Linked DNA regions of Homo sapiens: region 1 is linked to region 2. Evidence: chromatin loops called from intact Hi-C (ENCODE). Cell type or tissue: Calu3. All regions are shown on one strand. Each heading gives the region's core, and the rest is flanking DNA. Links, peaks and the distances in the headings are about the cores only. Region 1 overlaps LOC105373451 (a long non-coding RNA gene). Region 2 has its middle 180 kb from the start of RDH14.

Region 1 (2,928 bases), core at 276-2,775, 78 kb after region 2:
TCATTTTATTGAGTTTGTCTTCCAAAAATATGGAGAATCTCCTTACTTGAATCACTGTTTTTGTGAAGCTCCAGCAACACTGTGGGTGAAAGTGTTGTGCCCCTGTGAGACAGCATTGTATAACAGGGAAAGATGACATGGTCCTGATTCTAAATAAGGACAACGACTTTCCATATTTATGAATCAATCAGAGACACCCATACATGAAGGCAGAAAAATAGATGAGAAGCTCAGATGCAATATTCCTGCAGAAAAAAATGCTGCAGCATTGTGAGGTTTCAACACGCAGATTCTAGAGCTGGTATTTTGGTTGCTGTTATTCAACCTACAAAGGATTTATTTCCCTTTACTGAATTCACAGGTTAGGCCATATAAGTCAGATCTGCTTCTCTTGAGATGAAGATGCTGGCCCCGATCTGTCTGTTTACATAATGCCTTATGTGTTGTTTCCCCTAACATAACCTCACATGCAATGATTTGCCACAGAACAAAGTGTGCAGTATGCAGAGCAAGGATGGTTTTTTCTAGTCCACACAGGAGAACAATAAAATCCAATTAATTTAAATCAATTAAAGCGAAATATCTTAGTATCTTCTAGGTACCTCACACTGCTGAGTGTTATTGGACATAAAAGATGCACAACAATGCCTGTTGACCACAGTCTATCTGAAAAGGCAAGAAGCTAAATGTGCTGTATAGTAAGCAACTTACTCTGCAAGTTAAGCTGCACTCTCTGTGCAACGTTTAACAAGGTATCTTTCCTGACTAAGTCGTACAAACAGAAACAACAGGAAAGATGTCTGTTAAAAGTTGCACACGGAATCGATGATGAGTTAGGATAAGGACCAATATCTCCTAACCATCAGGCTAGTGTTCTTGTCACTACTTCACACAGAGTTCATGTTCAGTATACCTTTAACAGATGGCTCTGCAGCTTTTTTTTTTTCTACATTCAGAAGAGATCTTCTTTTACAACAGAAAAGACCTATTGTAGTTCATAAAATTGGATAATCCAAAACGTGTTTATCAATAGTACTAGAAACATGCAAAATTCAGTCTGTTTTTATTTAAATCAGTAATCCATGTATTACCAGCTACCAACAAGGCTATGTCTGAGGCTTTAAAGGATGAGTAGAATTTTCTACAGGAAAAAAAAATTAGGGAAAAGCATATTGAGAAAGTGTGGGGATACATTTGCAGATCAGATTTACACTGCTATTAAATGCAAAAGTGAGTGCTTTGGCTGCTGTTCATTCGTAAGTGTGTGCACAAGCCTAGACAGGGCGACGTACAGGCTTCATGAAATATGCATAAGCCATCGCCTAATTTCCTTACAACGATTATGCAACTATTTCAAAGGTATTGTTCAGGCGTTCTAACAGCGTTTATTCCTACAAAGCCTGTATTTGTTTCATGAGCTTTTATGCGTAATTATTTTGATGGACTTACCCTAGAGTTAGTTCCCTTTATATTATTTTACTATTGTACTCATTTTTCATTCACCCCACAACAACACTGTCCTCATTTAATCTTTGTGAATTCAGAAAGTTTAGGTTGAATTATTTTCCCTTTCCTTTAGAAAAGTAGTCTTACAGATAAGACACTCCTTGAGTAACACCAAAGGCATCTCAGCCACCAGCATTCCAGAAATTTCTGCAGGCTGATTACACATTGACAGAAGCAGACAGACTTCCTCTTGTCCTGGCTCATAACTGTTTGACCTCAGGAGATAACCTAAACTGGGTCAGGCTCATTTTGAGAAAATAAAGATTCAATGTTTCAATGTGTAGGCTGGACATGGTGACTCAAGCCTGTAATCCCAGAACTTTGGGAGGCCAATGTGGGAAGACGGCTTAAGGCCAGGAGTTTGAGATCAGCCTGGGCAACATAAAAAGACCCTATCTTTCCAAAATATTTTGAAAAAATTAGCTGAATGTGATGGTGTGCACCTGTACTCCTGGCTACTTGGGAAGCTGAGGCAGAAGGACCACTTTAGCCCCAGAGTTTCAGACTGCAGTGGGCAATGATCATTCCACTGCACTCCAGCCTGGGTGACAGAGTAAAACCCTGTCTTCAAAAAAAGAAAAAAAGATTCAATGTACGTATAAATATAATTTTTATTACAAGGCAAAGTGTTTTTAAACAACCAAATATAGCTGGTAATAAGTTACTTTCTCAGTAATGTCTTTCCTCCATTCTCTATAAAAGTGCACATTTCTCCTTTTTCAATTTGGTTAAACTGCATGCTTATTTTTGCCTATGCAGATACAACCTTTCCTCTTTTTTTGTTTATTTTATCTTCTATGAGTAGAAAGGCAATGAGATTTGAAATCATAAGTGGGACTGAATACTAATAATGTGACCATGAAAAAGTTATTTTAAGCCTTCACTTCCTCACTCGTAAACATATAATCGACAGCTTGTAAAAGTATTATGTGTGTGTTCACTTGTATATATACACACATATATATACACACATATATCATATATGTATGAACAAAATATTTACCACACATTTTGGGGGGAGGATGGAATGAGATAGTACAGTGGGTTGCTTAATATACGTTAGTCTTTCTCCTTCTCAACTCTGAAACTTAGACTGATCAATTGGACATATTATATAATATCTCTGCAGATAATCTTTTTGTTGTTGCTGCTATTTAGTACCAAATCAACATCCATGTTACCATGGATGAAAATCACTGTCATTGGTCCTGAAATATTATCATCAAAGTCATGACTTGTAGAATTATGTCCAAAGAGAGAATAAAAAAGGTCAAGATGATTAAGTAAATATATGTAAAGATTTTCTCATAGACCCAACCAACAACTTTGTAGCTATATTAAACTAAAGTCAATATAACATGATCCCACATTAATAGAAGTATAGCATTACTCAAATTGTTATGAAGATAAAGAACTTACTAC
Region 2 (2,928 bases), core at 178-2,677:
ACAGCTAGTCATACTGTGGTGAGATGAGGCGGTGGTCTCTAGTCAGCTATGAACAATCTCTAAAACTTATATCTTTGATTTGGCTGAATCTTACCAACCTTACACCTTCCTGTTCCTCTTCACAATAGTTACCTGTTTATTCAGAATATTGCTGTTGCAGAGACTTCTGTAATGTTCTTCCTCTAACCCTTTATGTCATTTACATCATATGTCTGACCTTCTCTAATGCATCCTCTTGTGTAAAGACTTCCATTTCTCCAAGCTCAGCTCAAGTAACATCAAATGAAACCTAACACTGGAATGTAGACACCCTTCAACTAGAGATTTCATTAATTTTTAGATTCCATAGTTTCCTAACAAGACTCACTGAATAGATACTGTGTTACACAGTCCAGATCCCCACTTCAGGGCCAACATAGCCTGGTCTCAGCGTCTGGAAATATCAGCTGCTAATTTATAATGTGACCCTGACAGAAAATTGCACTTGACTTTAGGGAACTGGTTTGTCCAAGGTTATACACCTCACAGGAGCTCGCCCATGGCCAATAATTGGCCAATGCAGGGACACAAAGGCCCAGTCTCCCTTAATTTGGGACAATTCCAAAAGGCCATCTCAGCTCCAGAGCTCCCCATGAGACTGGCTGTGGCAGCAGTTCTAACTATGTTGTTATTCGGCTTCTCTTTCTGCACAATTCTGTCTGTGTAACTTCTTCATAGGTGCACCTTCTGAGAGTAATCACCCATAAACCATCTATATGCTACTCTTTGTTTCATAATGATCTCCAGATAATCCAATCAATCCAGTTGATGTCAGCGGTGGATCTAAGATGTGGACCAAAGAGAAATGGATGGAGCATCTGGTAGTTTGTGATACAGAAAAAACACAACTATCAATAAGCATACTGGTATTACATATTTTAAAATCATGTTGCACTTTCTAGTTGGAAATACATTCTTTTGCAAAATTTCTTATCAAACATCCATGAAGTCCTTGAAGGTTTGCAGAAATTCCTCCTAATTCCATGGAAGAGATGTGCATGGCTGTATCACCTATGCCAGTGTCCAGAATAAGAGCCATTCTCCTCCTGACTCCTCATCCTTGGCCTTTGCCTCCCTTCGAGGGTCTCCTGGCTCCACAGTCTTCTTCGGTGAAGAGTTACCCCTATCCAACAGCAGAGGGCAGCAAAGCCTATATTCTGACAACAGAGATTTCCTTGACAGGGATTTTCAGTCTCAGGGCAAATAATTTCAAAGAACTTTGTTACTGAAGACTAAAGCTAATTAAATTATCACTCTGGAGTGAAGATTACCCAGAATTAGTAAAAAACAAAATTTGCATATATTAAGTATACTGACTCCTGGAATAAACCCGAAAGCACAAGGGTAAATCAAACCCAAGATATCCAATAACCTCAGGGCCTCATCTGAAATCTCTGAACCCAGGAGTGAAAGGAATTTGAGGTGAGGCTGTGGCTCCATGAGCTTTCCATCCTCCTTCCATTCAGTCCATTTGTGCTCCTCCCCAACTGATTGGACAAACGCCACTAGGAAGCAAATGTGACAAATCACAGTCATGGCTCCAAATGACCTCAGGAAAGAAGGAAATGTTCCTATTCATAAACATGTCTCCCAATTTATTTAGCATTTTTTAAAAAGTATTTGAAAAATATTTTATAACTTTTCCATATTTGCTTTGCACAGATTTGCACAGATTTGAATACCTTGTATTTCCTTACTTCACTTGCAAACTATGTATTTTATTGAAACTGCATGTTTTAAAACTATGGCTGGTGTATAAAATACAATTGTCTTTTATTAATATCAGAAAAAAATATAAATTATTAATGTAAGCAATTTTTATAGTTTTTTTGGCTTTTCTGTGAAAACAATTATATTACTTGAAGTTAATGATAGTTTACTTTCTCCTTTCCAAACCTCGTACTCCTGCTTTGTCTTATACTAGTTTATTGGCTAGAACAACCAGTAAATGGTTAAAATAAGAGTGGATAGCTGGTATCCTTGTCTTTCCTCATATCTTTGGGGGAATACTTTTAGTATTTTATCATTGAGCATGATATTTTCTGAAGGAATTCTTTAAAATACATAATTTATCCATTCGTAAGAGATTAATAATGATAAAATGTTTAATGTCTTCAAATATTACTTTAAAATTCATTGTGATGATTCCACAGTTTTCTTCCCTCTGTTTCTTAGTATGATGCAGTAGGCACATCGTCCATGATCTCATCCCTGGCAGCTGTGAGTTTGTTAGCCCACATGGCAAAAGGAACTCTGCAGAAGGGATCAAGTTTAAAGATGTTGAGGTGGGGATATCATCCTGGGTGATAGAGGTGAGCCCCGTCTAATTACATGATCCTTAAAAATGGAAGAGGGCGGGAAAGAGTGGGTCAGAGAGATGCAGTATTGGACTAACCCACCATTGTTGGCTGGGAAGAAGGAGAAAGGAAACCATGAGCCAAGGAATGCCATGGCCTCCCAAAGCTGGAATCAGCACACAGTTTATGGCCAGTAAGAGAACAGAGACCTCGGTGCTACAGCCACAGGGTACTGGATTTTGCCAACAATCCGAATGACCAAGGAAACAAATTGTCCACTGCAGCCTCCAGAAAATAATTCAGCCTCGTCGGCACCCTCATTTTAGTGCAGTGAGGCCTCCATCTGACTTCTGAGCTTCAGAACTATAATATGATAAATTTTCAGGATTTATTACATCAGTAATGGAAAACTAATACACATGGCAAATCACATGAAAAGATTTTCTATTTTGAACCAACCTTACATTCTTGGAATAAAGACAGCTTGTCATAAAGTATTAATTATCAATTTGTTATACATCGTCCAATTCAGTTTGCCAAGAGTTTGTTTTGGATTTTCCTCTATCATTAGAAGTGGCCTGGCACTTTCTTT

Evidence for each region. Hi-C counts contacts between places; a loop is a spot of excess contacts. Peaks named below come from ENCODE experiments on the same cell type or tissue, not always from the same donor. Only the 100,000 strongest peaks of a DNase experiment are listed, where the experiment ranks them.
Region 1: a loop joins it to region 2, with 9 times the contacts of the local background. A loop is called at or near these places in 5 of 110 quality-filtered maps.

Annotation. Positions count from the first base shown.
Region 1 is chr2:18,298,403-18,301,330 of GRCh38, reverse strand. The region is part of intron 2 of LOC105373451 (a long non-coding RNA gene); the gene reads left to right. Among named protein-coding and RNA genes, the nearest start is that of RDH14, 260 kb to the left of the region's middle. In Calu3, for the core only: no CTCF peak of the experiment used is centred there; a DNase peak (open chromatin) is centred at 1,660.
Region 2 is chr2:18,376,480-18,379,407 of GRCh38, reverse strand. No RefSeq gene overlaps it. Among named protein-coding and RNA genes, the nearest start is that of RDH14, 180 kb to the left of the region's middle. In Calu3, for the core only: a CTCF peak has its summit at 1,176 (motif pointing right); a DNase peak (open chromatin) is centred at 1,147.